2 separate regions of the Homo sapiens genome follow, and region 1 is linked to region 2. A link is a loop called in an ENCODE intact Hi-C map of the cell type or tissue named here. Cell type or tissue: PC-9. All regions are shown on one strand. Each heading gives the region's core, and the rest is flanking DNA. Links, peaks and the distances in the headings are about the cores only.

Region 1 (8,291 bases), core at 1,711-6,710, 140 kb after region 2:
TGTGCACATGTATCCTAGAACTTAAAGTATAATAAAAATAATAATGTATGCATTTTTATAATTAATATTAATATATATTTACTACATAATTATAATTAACAAGTTTTTTGATATTTAATATAAAAATTTAATGACACATTGGATAATGAATAAATTAATTACATACCTCCTTACATTGGAAATAATTAACTTATGAATTTCCCTTTACTAAGTATTTTGCTAATGCTACTAATAACTAATAATTACCAAACCATTGTTATGTAGCTGGAAATGAGTAACCAGTATTTATACATTATTTCTTTTAATCTTCTCAAACCTGTTTATATCTATGCCCGTTATATAAATGAGAAGACTATATGAGAAATTAAGTAAATTACCAAGGTTTCATAGGTATTGAAGCGGCCCTTGTTGGCGCCCTTGAGCTCACCAAGCTTTAGTTTTCAGTGTCTCATGCAACATTTAGATGCTTGGTACATGGTCAGTGGTCAATGTATTGGGAGCATAGTTTCTACTGCCAAGAAGCTTAAATAACCTCACTCAATGACCTCCTGAGATGAGGCTTGAGAAGGTGACCCCTGCAAGTTGCTGATAATTAGTGAAAATCAATAAGAAGGATGTTAACCATCTTGGGCACTATAAATAAGTCAACTCCAGGTGGGGAAGCAAAAAAACAAAACAAAAAAAAACAAACAAAAAAAAAACCAGAAACGTGTGGGTTTGTTTTGTTTTCTAAGAAGATTATTATTTAAAAACATACAAGACTGCCATTATGGGGAGGAGCAGAGGGAACCAGCAGGTATGGAGCAGTCCTTATGCATGACAGTCACTTTCTCTGTACTCTCTCATTTCATTTTCATACCCATCCTGCCATGGTATATTTTATTTCTTTCATAGGTAAGAAAACTGGGGCTCAGGCATTATTTCTGACTTACCCAAGCATGCCCATCTAGTAAGGAAGAGATCTGCATTTGAATCCAGGTCTGTCTTTCTCCAAAGCTGTCTTTACTCTGCCAGATCAAATCAAGAAAGAAACATCTTTGAGCCTCTGCTAGGTATCGGTCCCTCTGGTGGATACAGCATGGAGGGTGTGTGACATCTCATCCATATCAGCTTTGGTGTCAAATAAACTACATTCTGGAAATTTGATGCTTGATCTTTATACTTTTTATTTAGAAACTTATAATAATTAATAATAATAAGAAGAAAACCAATCTTACAAGATTGTCATAGTGAATCCAAAATAATATTAATTATAAAATTCTTGACAGCTAATAGGTGTTTATACAGGTTTGTGCTCTTACTCTTCCTACCTTTCTCTAGGTAGGAAATTAGTGAGCTGGGCTTCGATTTTCCACAGTAGCTGAGAGGGCTTTATGAACTGACTCCCCTCCTCTGGGGCTTCGTGTTCTCATCAGCACAAAGGGCAGTAGACCAGATGTCATTAGGAAGGACCAAGCCCCAAGGGCCACGGTGAATCAGGCTTCAAAAATGAGATGGCAAATATCCTCCATCATTCTATGAAGCAGTGTGAACAGAGAGCAGGGAAATGAATCTCATTCTATTCTTTTCTGAAACAACAGGAATACGAACCCTCACCACCCACCTCGCTGGGATCTGGGAAGGATTAATGAGACATAATATGCAGTGCTCCACTGAGAGCTATTACCATCTTATAGGGGGAAAATTCCCATTGTTGCCTGCAAACAAGACTGACAATTTGATGAGGTGTGAATATTTTTAGTGTAACAGTATGTAAACACTGCTTTTTTCATCCAAGTCATCACTGTGCACATACCCTTATGCATTTTTATGAGGCCATTTCTCTGCGGCTGTAAATAGTCTGTGCTTGCCCTTTTCCACGAGCTCGTAGAATGTGCCGACCAGGGGCCAGGCTGAACCTCTAAGCTGATTCCTAGGGCTGTCCACATCCTTTGGGAGAATGTTAATAGGCATATTCACATTTTGTACCAAAGTATATGCCTTCCTGCTGGCCTATACAAATTGCATCATGCAAGGACAGGGGCAAAAAAGGCCTCTGTTGGAGAAGGTTCAGCTATTTCATAGTGATAAATATGGAACGGCAACGTGATTACCAAAGCAGAAAAGCAGAAAAAAAGGCAGGATTCCTGATGCTAATTTCTGTTCCTGTCACACTTGCTTAGAAAGTCAGAAAAAAGCCTAAGTCTTCAAACCAATACCTTTTCAATAAAGAATTCCACCATTCATTCAAGAAGCATTAACTGGGCACTAGGTACTAGAGGCTGAGCCACGCACTAGGATATAAAAGTTAATACGACTTAGTTCTACCCTCCTGTGATTATATTTTAGTGAAGGAATTGACAAATAAATGACGACAATTCAGTGAAAAGTGTGCAATGCACAGATTTTCTTCCATCTTATCCCCCGTCCATCTAACCCCTAAAGCATCACCTTCCTCACAATACCCGATAAAGAGATGGTTTGTCTCATGTCTTTCCTGGAGGGATGTCCTTGGCAATTGTTTTTGCACGTTTGTTGTTGTTTTTGGTATTTTGTTTCGTTTTGTTTTGTTTTTTGAGACAGAGTCTTCCTCTGTCGCCCAGGCTGGAGTGCAGTGGTGCAATCTCAGCTCATTGCAACCTCCACCTCCCGGATTCAAAGGATTATCCTGCCTCAGCCTTCAGAGTAGCTGAGATTACAGGTGGACACCACCACACCTGGCTAATTTTTGTATTTTTAGTAGAGACGGAGTTTCACCATTTTGGCTAGACTGGTCTCGAACTCCTGACCTCAAGGGATCTGCCCACCTCAGCCTCCCAAGCTGCTGGAATTACAGAAGTGAGCCACCGTGCCCAGCCTGTTTCTGCATTTTGATATCTCTTTCCCAACCCTCTCTCTGCTGCTGGTTACATCTTAAATTCTAGGGCCATTACTGTCTGAGACCCTATTACTACACTGCCTGATAGGCCTGGGCAGTGGGGTGAATGAGGGGCAGGGCAGGGTTTTCTCTTTTGCCTCAACACTGCATTCCTTATGAAAGCACATTGCAAGGTGGTAACACATATCTCATACCACTGAGGGTGGCATGCATGGTGAGGTCAGAGTATATAAATCCATGCACTAAAAATAACAAATCCTGCCATATCCACCTCCAGAAGATCCCCAATCCAATCATTTCTTTACCCTTCCAGTAAGATCCCCCAATCCCAACAACTCATGATTATTTGTAATTTGGCTAAACCAATAGTTTCCTATTTCTCACACTCTACTCTTTTCCCCCACTCCCAAAATCAATTTCCCCTCAACAACCAGAACAACTTTTAAAATTATAAATTAGATCATATTCTGTATTATATAGGCCCTCCAATTCTTCTGTAACACTTAAAATCCAGAATCTTCACAATGGTCTTTAAGACCTGGTTCCTGCTGGTCTTTTCCAAACTCTCTCTTACTTCTCTCCCCCTTACTCTATGGATCCAAACTACATGGCCCTCTTTCTGTGCCCTAAAGATGTTCAGCTTGGAGGAAGAGCTCCCGCCTGTAGCTCCCAGCAAGACCAACGCAGAAGGCAGATGATTTCTGCATTTCCAACTTAGGTACCCAGTTCATCTCATTGGGGCTGGTTAGACAGTGGGTGTAGCGCAGGGAGGGCTAGCAGGAGGGTGGGGCATCAACTCATCTGGGAAGCACAGGGAGTCAGGGAACTGCCTCCCCTAACCAAGGGAAGTCATGAGGGACCTTGCTATGAAGGATGGTGCTATCTGGCCCAGATACTATGCTTTTCCTACGGTCTTCACAACCCACAACCCAGGAGATTCCCTCAGGTACCTACACCACAAGGGCCCTGAGTTTCAAGCACAAAACTGGGCAGCCGTTTGGGCAGACACCAAGCTAGCTGCAGGAGATATTTTTTTCCTATCCCAGTGGTGCCTGGAATGCCAGTGAGACAGAATCATTCACTCCCCTGGAAAGGAGGCTGAAGCCAGGGAGTCAAGTAGTCTTGCTCAGCGGAGCCCAACCCACAGAGCCCAGCAAGCTAAGATCCACTGGCTTGAAATTCTTGCTGCCAGCACAGCAGTCAGAAGTCAACCTGGGACACAGGAACTTGGTGGAGGGAGGAGAGTCAGCCATTACTGAGGCTTGAGTAAGTCGTTTTCCCCTCACAGTGTAAACAAAGCCTCCAGGAAGTTCAGACTGGGTGGAGTCCACCGCAGCACCATGAAGCCACTGTAGCCAGACTGCCTCCCTAGATTCCTCCTCTCTGGGCCAGGGATATCTGAAAGAAAGGCAGCAGCCCCAGTCAGAGGCTTATAGATAATGCTCCCATCTCCCTGGGACAGAGCACCTGGGAGAAGGGGCAGCTGTGGGTGCAGCTTCAGCAGACTTAAACATTCCTGCCTGCTGGCTCTGAAGAGAGGAGCAGATCTCCCAGCACAGTGGTCAAGCTCTGCTAAGTGGACCCCCAGCAAACTCCAGCAGACCTGTAGAAGAGGGGCTTGACTGTTAGAAGGAAAACTAACAAACAGAAAGGAATAGCATCAACATCAACAAAAAGGACAACCACACAAAAACTCCATCAGAAGGTCACTAACAGCAAAGACCACAGATAGATAAATCCATGAAGTTAAGGAAAAACCAGCACAAAAAGGCTAAAAATTCCAAAAACCAGAATGCCTCTTCTCCTCCAAAGGATCACAACTCCTCAACAGCAAGGGAACAAAACTGGACAGAGAATGAGTTTGATGAATTGACAGAAGCAAGCTTCAGAAGGTGGGTAATAACAAACTTCTCTGAGCTAAAGGATCATCTTCTAACCCATGGCAAGGAAGCTAAGAACCTTGATAAATGCTTACAGGAATTGCTAACTAGAATAATCAGTTTAGAGAAGAACATAAGTGACCTGACAGAGCTGAAAAATACAGCACGAGAATTTTGTGAAGCATACGCAAGTATAAATAGCCGAATTGATTAAGCAGAAGAAAGGATATCAGAGATTGAAGATCAACTGAATGAAATAAAGCATGTAGGCAAGATTAGGGAAAAAGAATGAAAAGGAACAAACAGAGACTCCAAGAAATATGGGATTATGTGAAAAGACCAAACCTACATTTGATTGGTGTACCTGAAAATGATGGGGAGAATGGAACCAAGTTGGAAAACACACTTCAGGATATTGTCCAGAGAACTTCCCCAATATAGCAAGACAGGCAAACATTCGAATTCAGGAAATACAGAGAACACCACAAAGATACTCCTCAAGAAGAACGACCCCAAGACACATGATTGTCAGATTCACCAAGGTTGAAATGAAGGAAAAATATTAAGGACAGCCAGACAGAAAGGTCAGCTTACCCACAAAGGGAAGCCCATCAGACTAACAGCAGATCTGTCTGCAGAAACCCTACAAGCCAGAAAAGAGCATGGGCCAATATTCAACATTCTTAAAGAAAAGAATTTTCAGTCAAGAATTTCATATCCAGCCAAACTAAGCTTCATAAGTGCAGGAGAAATAAAATATTTTACAAACAATAAAATGCTGAGAGATTTTGTCACCACCAGGCCGGCCTTACACGAGCTCCTGAAGGAAGCACTAAACATGGAAAGGAAAAACCAGTGCCAGCCACTTAAAAACAAATGAAAAAATACAGACCATTGACACTATGAAGAAACTGCAACAACTAATGGGCAAAATAACCAGCTAGCATCATGATGACAGGATCAAATTCACACATAACAATATTAACCTTAAATGTAAATGAGCTAAATGCCCCAATTAAAAGGCACAGACTGGCAAATTGGATAAAGAGTCAAGACCCATCAGTGTGCTGTATTCAGGAGACCCATCTCACCTGCAAAGATACACATGGGCTCAAAATAAAAGGATACAGGAAGATTTACCAAGCAAATGGAAAGAAAGAAAGCAGGGGTTGCAATCCTAGTCTCTAATAAAACAGACTTTAAACCAACAATGATCAAAAAAGACAAAGACGAGCATCACTTAATGGTAAAGGGATCAATGCAACAAGAAGAGCTAATTATCCTAAATATATATGCACCCAATACAGGAGCACCCAGATTCATAAAGCAAGTCCTTAGTGACCTACAAAGAGACTTAGACTCCCACACAATAACAGTGGGAGAATTTAACACCCCACTCTCAATATTAGATCAATGAGACAGAAAATTAACAAGGATATTCAGGACTTGAAATCAGCTCTGGACCAAGTGGGCCTAATAGACATCTGCAGAACTCTGTACCCCAAATCAACAGAATATACATTCTTCTCAGCACCACATAGCACTTATTCTAAAATTGGCCACGTAATTGGAAGTAAAACACTCCTCAGCAATTGCAAAAGATGGAAATCATAACAAACAGTCTCTCAGCCCCCAGTGCACTCAAATTAGAACTCTGGATTAAGAAAATCACTCAAAGCCGAACAACTACATGGAAGCTGAACAACCTGCTCCTGCAAGACTACCAGGTAAATAACGAAATTAGGGAAGAAATAAATAAGTTCTTTGAAATCAATGAGAACAAAGACACAACATACCAGAATCTCTGGGAAACAGCTAAAGCAGTGTTTAGAGGGAAATGTATAGCACTAAATGCCCACAGGAAAAAGCAGGAAAGATCTAAAATCAACACCCTAACATCACAATTAGAAGAACTAGAGAAGCAAGAGCAAACAGATTCAAAAGCTAACAGAAGACAAAAAATAACTAGGATCAGAGCAACTGAAGGACATAGAGACACGAAAACCATTCAAAAAATCAATGAATCCAGGAGCTAGTTTTTTGAAAAAATTAACAAAATAGATCGACTGCTAGCCAGACTAATAAAGAATAGAATAATCAAATAAACACAATAAAAAATGATAAAGGGGAGATCACCACTGATCCCACCGAAATACTAACTACCATCAGAGAATACTATAAACACCTCTATGCAAATAAACTAGAAAATCTAGAAGAAATGGATAAATTCCTGGACACAAACACCCTCCCAAGACTAAACCAGGAAGAAGTCAAATCCCTGAATAGACCAATAACGAGTTCTGAATTTGAGGTAGTAATTAACAGCCTACCAACAAAAAAAGCCCAGGACCAGATGGATGAACAGCCGAATTCTACCAGAGGTACAAAGAGGAGCTGGTACCATTTCTTCTGAAACTATTCCAAACAATAGAAAAAGAGGGACTCCTCCCTAACTCATATTATGAGACCAGCATCATTCTGATATCAAAACCTGGCAGAGACAAAACAAAAAAAGAAAGTTTCAGGCCAATATCCGTTGATGATGAACTTCAATGTGAAAATCCTCAATAAAATACTGCCAAACCAATTCCAGCAGCATATTAAAAAGCTTATCTACCACAATCAAGTCGGCTTCATCCCTGGGATGCAAGGCTGGTTCAACATATGCAAATCAGTAAATGTAATCCATCACATAAACAGAACCAATGACAAAAACCACATGATTATCTCAATAGATACAGAAAAGGTCTTTGATAAAATTCAACACCTCTTCATGCTAAAAACTCTCAATAAACTAGGTATCAATGGAACATATCTCAAAATAATCAGAGCTATTTATGACAAATCCATAGCCAATATCATACTGAATGGGCAAAAGCTGGAAGCATTCCCTTTGAAAACCAGCACAAGACAAGGATGCCATCTCTCACCACTCCTATTCAACATAGTATTGGAAGTTCTGGCCAGGGCAATCAGGCAAGAGAAAGAAATAAAGGGTATTCTGTTTGCAGATGGCATGATTGTATATTTAGAAAACCCCATCATCTCAGCCAAAAATCTCCTTAAGCTGATAAGCAACTTCAGCAAAGTCTCAGGATACAAGATCAATGTGCAAAAATCACAAGCATTCCTATACACCAATAATAGACAAACAGAGAGCCAAATCATGAGTGAACTCCCATTCACAATTCCTGCAAAGAGAATAAAATACCTAGGAATACAACTTACAAGGGACATGAAGGACTTCTTCAAGAACAACAAACCTCTGCTCAAGGAAATAAGAGAGGACACAAACAAATGGAAAAACATTCCATGCTCATGGATAGGAAGAATCAATATCATGAAAATGGCCATACTGTTCATAGTAATTTATAGATTAATCACTATTCCCACGAAGCAACCACAAAGATTCTTCACAGAATTAGAAAAAACCACTTTAAATTTCATATGGAACCAAAAAAAAAGCCCGTATAGCCAAGACAATCCTAAGCAAAAAGAACAAAGTTGGAGGCATAACACTGCCTGACTTCAAACTATACTACAAGGCCACAGTA
Region 2 (8,291 bases), core at 1,696-6,695:
CAGTTCAAATCCAAAGCCTGAGAATCAGAGCAGACAGTGATGTCAGTCCCAGTTCAAATCCAAAGCCTGAGAATCAGAGCAGACAGTGATGTCAGTCCCAGTTCAAGTCTGGAGGCCCTGGAACTGGGACACTGGTGTCCAAGGACAGAAGAAGATGGATATCCCAGCTCAAGAAGAAACAGAAGATTTCTCCTTCCTTTATCTTTTTGTTCTATTAGAGCCTTCATTGGATTGAATGATGCCCCTTACATTGGTGAAGGTGGATCTTTTTCACTCAGTTTACTGATTCAAATGCTAATCTCTTCCAGAAACACTCTCACAGACGTACCCAGACATAACGTTCTACCAGTTACCAGAGCATCCCTTAGCCCAGTCAAGTTGACATCTAAAATTAACAACATAGGTGATCCACTTATTAATTATAATGGGAAAAAAGAGACACAAATGTAAACGGTAATATGAGAAAAAGCAAAAAAAAAAAAGACTATCTAGAATTACCAGTAGAAAGCATAAGAGATGTAGGTAGACAAGTAGACAAAGCCATAGGTCAGACATAGTTAGCAGGGAGAAAGGAACACAAACAATTAAAGAAACTAAGCTGGTAGAGAGATGAAAGTAAAAATATAAGCAATGACAGATGTCAAAGCTTCATGCAAGAGAGAAGTCTACTTTCTTGGTCCCTGTTATTGTTTTTTGGCATTATATGCTACTTGAGATGTAGTAAAAAAAAAAAAAAAAAAAAAGGATGATAACAGCAGGTAATTCTGAGTCAGCATTTTTGACAGTCTTCTAATCAGAATCCATATTTTGAATGTAGACTAAACCACCTCAAAAAGGGTATTTATCTAGTGATGTGAAAAAAAAACAAATAAATGAATAGGAAGCAAATAATTTAAGTAAAAAGATTAATATCTAATTTGTCTCCAAACTTTCTGGCAGCCAGAGCAAAAAGAAAAACCATGGTGAGTTACTAAATTTTATTGTCACAGTAAGAAAAGTCTCAATGGCCCAGAGGAGTTGAGACAGGATAGGAAAAGTCTCATTTCAAACTTCAAAATGAATTTCCACATGGGTCATTCTACTAGGGTTACTCTTCAGTACAGCAGCCACTCTCCTCCATGATAATTTCAGAGTAAATTCAAAAATGGTTTTCAAATGATGCATAGTCTTAAGTCATAATTAATTGAAAGAGGCCCTGCAAGGGCCTCATGTGATCTGGCTTTGCAACCCTCTGTGGCCATATCTGGAACCCAGTGCACTCTGAATACCAGGCAAACTCTCACTTCATCTCTTCCATGCTTCCTCTCATTTTCCACAACCCAGGGACATGTGAACAATAGAATATAACTTTCAAGGGTGCAAGACATTTTGTCTGCTTTGTTAACTGCTGAATGACCGTCACCTAGAATAGAACATTGTACATAGTTGGAACTGAGTAGATACGTGTTTATTTAGTGTGGACTGACTCATTTCAATCTCAATCTATAAATTATAATAGGTTCCCTTTACTAAATATGCTATCGAATGTTTTTCACTTGTTGTTGAAACCACATCCTTGAAGCTGGCCTTCCTAGAAGACTATAAACTCATTGAGGGTAGTACTTCTTACTGTCTTATGGTATCCCCAGACTTGGTGCAGGATCCTGCATTTAGAAGATGTTCAGTACATCGATGGTGAATGATTGATGATAGGAAGGAATGACTCATGAGTCATAAGTTGTATCATGTAATGCACGTCTAAATGCAATATTTTTAGGGAACTTAAAGAGGATGGAAGGATTGCAGAATGATTGAAAGTAAGAGGAGAGAAATAGTAAATGATGGAGGAAGAGGGTAACAAGGACAGGTAAAACAGGTTAAGAACCAGAGCATGGCTGCTGATGCTGAGAAGGAGGGTGATCCCATACATATCATCTCATTTGATCTTCCTAACAGGAAGAGTTATAGCTGGAGCTTGTAGGTAAAGAGACTAATAATTTAAGGGTCTAAGTAGGATATATTCAACGGATTAAATTGAAGATATGATTTTAACTATGATTGTTAAACTTTATGCCAAAGAGCCTCTGAGTCTTCCCACTGGTATGGCTAGCTCAGGGCCACCTGGCCCACCCACCCATTCTGCAGATAAGGGAGAAGGTGCAGCGAGATCTCATGAGTTATCCAAATTTGTCCAAATGGCTGTTAAGTGTTGCAAGAAACTGCAAAACAGTGACACTAAAGAGGGCTCCTCAATTTTCTCAAATGAAATCCTTTAAATGTGTGTGGTATCACAGCAGGGACTGATCAGGGTGAGAGTAGGGGAAGCAAAGGAGTTTGCTGTTTCCACTATCCGCACTTTCTCTTCAGAGTGGCCATGCCAATCCTGGGGGACATGCTGAAGCCAAGGGCTTGGTGAGTGTGATTATCCTCTCCCTCTGCTAATTAACCCCTGCAACTGACCCCAAAGAAAAGGCCCGAGGGAAGCCAAGGGTCAGATCAGCCAAAGGCCAAGATAATAAGGCTGACCTTTCAAGAGGCAATCAGACTTGCATAGTGATTTGTAAAGAGGGTAGGCCTGTCTTACAAAGGTCAGCTACCTCTTCTGAGCAGAAATGGCACCCTAAGCATCTAACAACGAGTGAAGGCTGCAGGGGCCCTAACAGGTGGGTCCATGTGACACTGGTGAGCCAGGTGGCTGTCGTACACTGACACCCTGCTGGAGCCCCATACAGGAATCTGACAGAATGAAACTTCCCTCAATAAAAAGACTTAGAAACTTCCTCCAGGTAAATATATACACTGGATTCAAGAAGATAAACACAAAGGTGCTATGCCTAGAAACAGTGGCACCTCCTGAAAAATACAATTATTCTATCACATAGCACACTACTCATTTTCCTAAACGTAGAGTGCAGCAGTCTTGGCTTTCTGTGTGTAATAAAGTTTATTTTCCAAGGAAAAGCTTACTACCAACACCAATCTATCAAACAAAATCTGAGTGCTATTAATTGAAACAGGATGGGGACAAGACATTTCCTTCAAGCCCCTTTTGCCCACAGCTGCCTCAGAAGCACCTCGAATGGACTGAATTTAAAACTAAAAACAAAAACTACTGGTGTAATAAAAAGGATTTCAATTGCATACTTGCTTAAGGGATGATTTGCTTAATGTCTGTCTGTCCCACTGTACTATTACCTTCCCAAGGGCATAAATTGATCTGCTTTTCTCAATGTCGCATTGCCACCACCTAGCACAGAGGTCAAAACAAGGCTTGAGATGGTGTGTGGGAAAGTGCTTTGTAAATTCTAAAAAACTAAAAGGCTACAGCTAGAAAGGAGTAGTCTCAATTCACTCATCAGAATCTATTTCAGGAAGCAATTATGTTCAGTCAAGTTGAAAGTGTTCTCTCAGTAAGTTCACTGGCTCCCAACAAACAAACAGAGAATTATTGTTTGACTGATGCCTGACAGACACTTGAAATGACTCCCAAGCCTATTGTTGCTTGTCATCATTTTAAAAATGCCCATCCCTCTCTCACTAGCTCCATGTCCCACAACTCATTGTTTGCGAGGCATCCATTGTCTCCAAGTTTCTATCTCGAACACCTGCATTAGCTCCTTTCAAATGGCCGCACAACAGCAGAATATAATTGCACTTTCATCTTCCTTAGGTATCATGTCTAAAGAAAAATCTGTGGTGGGCCTATTCTTCTGATTAGATGGGCATGCCAACAAAAAAATAAATTGAACCTCTGTCTTTCTGTGAAATCCAATATTTCACAATATACTATTTGACACAGCTCTGACTGCACTGATCTGAAAGGGAGCATTGTAGCACACGGAGAGAATGTTCACCTTTTACTATGTTACATGGATAAAGAGTGGTTTAAAGGCCCCAAATATAAACAATGTATTGAGCCTTCCTTGCTGATAAGTTGACATACTAGGTGTCAAGTAAATATTAAGAAAATGTTTTGCTCAAAGTTACATAATGAGGATGACCTATAATGCTTGCAAAGTACCTCATAGGTTATGAGTCATGAGGTGTGGACTGGGGAATCCAGCAAACAGGACTCCCTGCGTAGTGGGGAGAACTACACTCCCACCAATTCAGCCTGTGGTCATTCTTTTCCTAGCAGCACCTTCTACCCAGAGATAACAAAGAAGTCTTCATACGGAAGAAAATGCTTAAGGGTAGACTTGCAGGACCAGCTGACTTCACCTGGTAGCACCTGGAAAAGACCTTCCAAGCAGAAGGACTAGCACTCAAATGAGCAAGCACAGACCTCTCTGGCCTCTGGTTTTCCTATAATCCTCCGAAAGGAGCACAAGGATGGAATATTTTACCAAGACCTGTCTACTGCACAAAATCATGGGACTATAGTGGTTGGAACCAGCAGTGCTGGTTTCAACCCTTCACTCTTTTGCTGGTAGATGGAAAGCACATGATCAGCTAAATCCTCAGCTATTTTTTAGTGAACAGCTGCCCAGTCAGGAGTCTCTTCTTGCACTTACGAAATGAGTTTGTAACCTTTTCTCGTGCGCAATTTCACTTTTACTGTTTTTTTGTTTTGGTTTCATTTGGTTTGGTTTTTGCCTCAGCGTCCATACCTCTGAATATTATTTTAATCGCATATCCTTTGTTAATCATATGAGCTACGAATCCCTCCCTATTATGCCTGTTAGCAAACTTCACAAGGAACCTGCTTTTATCTTTGTGTATATCCTTTATAAAAATGTTGGTCAAAAAGAGATCAGGACATTCCCATGATGGTACAGGAGAGGACTCACTTGGGATCATGCAGACTCATTCATTAGAGGTGTCTACATAGGATTGATCTACCATCTTTGATTATGATTTTAATCATTACTCTTTAGTCACAAGATTTTTGCCAACACAATGCAGCACAGTGAAAAAAATCATTGAAGAATGAGACAAGATCTAAATTTGAATTTTTACTCTGTTACTCTCTGTACAAATATAGCATGGCATTTTTCTGCAAGTCTCAGCTTTCTAGTCTCTAAAATGGGGGTAAAAATGCCTTCCTCTGATGAGTGGTCTGAAAATGTAATTCACTGACTCTGAATACCTGGAGTCTAACAGGTCCACAAGCACATAAATGGCTGATGATGCTCATGCTGATGCCCTTAATGGTTCAGGCCTAAAAATAAACATTGCTTCTTTCTATTTCCAGGTTTTGGATAAATGAGAATATTTTCTTCTAGCACTTGCTTATTCCCACTGGGAATTGTCTCAGTGACTCTTTTCACAACATCTTCTATCTTGCAGTAACAGAGGTTCAAGCTCAGCTCCACTTATGAATCATATGCAACCTTGGACAAATTGTTTCCCCTTCTTTAAACTTTATTTTTCTTATCTGGAGAGTGAACATAATATTATCTACTTTGCAGCATGGTTAGGTGTTATTTGTTCATGCTGCTACAACAAAGCACCATAGACTGAGTGGCTTATAACAGAAATGTATTTCTCACGGTTCTGGAGGCTAGAAGTCCAACATCAAGTTTCTAGCATGGCTGGGTTCTGCTGAGGGCCCTCTGCTGACTTCTCCTTTTATACTCACATGGCAGAAAAAAATAGTGAGCTAGCCCTCTGGTCACTTCTTACAAGGATACTAATCTCATTGACCAGGGCTCTACCCTCATGACCTAATTGCCTCTCAAAGGCTCCACCTTCAAACAATATCACATTGGAAATTAAGATTTCAATAAACTTTAAGGGAACATGGACTTTCAGTCCATAACGGGAGGACAACATGAGACAGTCCAGACAGGACACATACAAAGTAGTAGCTTCTATTAAGAAAATGGCCTCTGAACCAATGGCTCTTCTAGTGTCTTCTGCCAAATCAGTGAAGCCCTTTTTAAACATGTAACTAATAAATTGAACTGATTCTTACTGATCATTTGCCGTGTGCAAGGTATTGTAGAGAAAAGCAAAATGGAAACTATGCCCTTAAGGAATAGCTATTCTCCTATATGGTGATGTTTGCCACTGTAAGTATACTTCAGTCAAGGTATGAGAGGTGATTGCCATGAGAGAGGTAAAGGCAAGAGACTGTGAGATTGCAGAGGATGGGAGAGAAGCCCTCTAGTTGGATAAGGCCATGAAGTTTCCTTGTACAGAAAGACTTTAAACCTGCCCTTAAAAAGCAAGCAAGTAAATTAATTCAAATATTGTGGAAGACAGTGTGGAGATTCCTCAAAAATCTAAAGACAAACTACCATTTGACCCAGCAATCCCATTACTGGGTATATAACCAAAAGAATATAAATTATTCTATTATAAAGACACATGCGCACATATGTTCATTGCAGCACTATTCACAATAGCAAAGACATGAAATCAACCTAAATGCTCATTAATGATAGACTGGATTAAAAAATGTGGTACATAGACACTGTGGAATACTATGCAGCCATAAAAAAGAATGAGATCATGTCCTTTAAGAGATATGGATAGAGCTGGAGGCCATTATCCTTGGCAAACTAACACAGGAACAGAAAACCAAATACCACATGTTCTCACTTGCAAGTGGGAGCTAAATGATGAGAACACATGGACACAGAGAGGGGAACAACACACACTGGGGCCTTTCAGTGGAAGGAAGGAGAGGATCAGGAAAAATAACTAATGGGTACTAAGCTTAATACTTGGGAGATGAAATCATCTGTACAACAACCCCTGTGATACATATTTACCCATGTAACAAACCTCACTTGTACACTTGAACTCAAAAATAAAAATACAACATAAATAAGTGAATAAAACTTAAAAAAAAAAAAAAAAGCAAGCAAAGATGGACCTGAGGAGATGGGATTTAAGTTAGATTAAAACTCCTTGGTGGCATGTACCTGAAAGCAGGGAAAATAAAAACATTTTTTAACGGTTCTGTTAAGGAAAAGGTAAGATTTGTTAGAAAGATTCATAAAGCGGAATTTCATTATCAAGCTTGAGGAAATTCAGGAACCAGCACCTCTCTGAAAATGCTAGCAAAAGGAGCATATAACTCTTCTCTCTAGGATGCAACCAAGAAATAACTAATTTTCAGCTGCATTTTACAAATAGACATCTCTGTTCCTTTGTTCAAATTATCAGGAGAGAGAATAAAATTGGCACAGTGTGTATCAGTAAAAAGTGGCCAGTGTAGGGACGGCATAGTCATTGGGAATGCCTTTGTAAGCAGAGCAACTACCCCAATTTGTGTTGATTATAGAACAGAATGAGGAAACGCATTCTAGGGGACAATAGCATGGAGGTCAAAGCGCTCAAGATGTGCACAGACAATAGCAGGCTGCATGGCCAGATTGTACACGGTGTGCAGGAGAGGAACAAGATGAAAGCTGGAACCTGTTTCTGTTCCATCAATGTCTTCAAAATCCCACGAATAAAGGATGAGTGAGAGATGAGAGGTCAGAAAGGAATGAGTGACATTTGGCTAAATTACTGTAGAGAAATTGTACTGTGTAGGATCTGCTGGGTTGTTACTGAACACCAGGACAAAACTTACTCTGGAAACAAATGGCAGAATCAAAGTGTGTTCAGTTTAATTTCACAGACTGCTCAAAATAAAAAACAAAGTACTTCAAATAGATTGAAAAATATTACTGGAACCGAATTAAATTTATCGTAACCTGGAAAATCTTGTTTTGATTTTGCTATCTAAATTGATTATCCTCTCTATTGGGAGTTTCCAAATTATGTCTAAGTCTCACTCATTCGTTCAACTAATTCTTTGGAGAATCTGAACATTCATTTATTTCTCAATAGGTAAATTCTGCCTGGTTGAATATGGAGACTCAATTCCTAAAACATAGGGACTGAGTTCTTAATGTCTCTCCTGAAACCCCACCTCATGTCTCTACAAACACCCCACCAAAATAAAATTCAAGAAGTACAAAAAGGAATACATTTATATGAGAAAACAGAGAAATATTTTTTAAAGAAGAAAGAAAAAAGGAAAGAAAAATAAAATGTGAAAAACGTTTCCAGAGCATAGAGCAAAAACACAAATAAACATAAAATTAAGGCAATAGAAAACAAATATGAATGCTCATTACATAAATGTCTTGGTGGGGGGTACTAGTATGATAAGAGGAGAAGAAATTAAGAAAAATCGAAGTAATTCAGAATAATCTCAGACTTAATGAACAACCGCTCAAATTAAAACAGCTAATAAATAAGCACAATTAATTAAACAAAAAGGCCCACATATTAACATGTCTTCATACGTGCACAACATCAATGATTACTTTTCTAAAGAAAAGGGTAATTCACATACAAAAGAACCAAAA

What was found. A loop is a pair of places that touch in the nucleus more often than their neighbours do. Peaks named below come from ENCODE experiments on the same cell type or tissue, not always from the same donor. Only the 100,000 strongest peaks of a DNase experiment are listed, where the experiment ranks them.
Region 1: it touches region 2 in a loop (2.3-fold over the local background); 1 of 110 quality-filtered maps calls a loop at or near these places.

The regions. Positions count from the first base shown.
Region 1 is chr4:14,715,163-14,723,453 of GRCh38, forward strand. All of the region lies in intron 2 of LINC00504 (long intergenic non-protein coding RNA 504), which reads right to left. Among named protein-coding and RNA genes, the nearest start is that of LINC00504, 170 kb to the right of the region's middle. In PC-9, for the core only: no CTCF peak of the experiment used is centred there; a DNase peak (open chromatin) is centred at 4,169.
Region 2 is chr4:14,579,487-14,587,777 of GRCh38, forward strand. The region is part of intron 4 of LINC00504 (long intergenic non-protein coding RNA 504); the gene reads right to left. Among named protein-coding and RNA genes, the nearest start is that of LINC00504, 300 kb to the right of the region's middle. In PC-9, for the core only: no CTCF peak of the experiment used is centred there; a DNase peak (open chromatin) is centred at 4,035.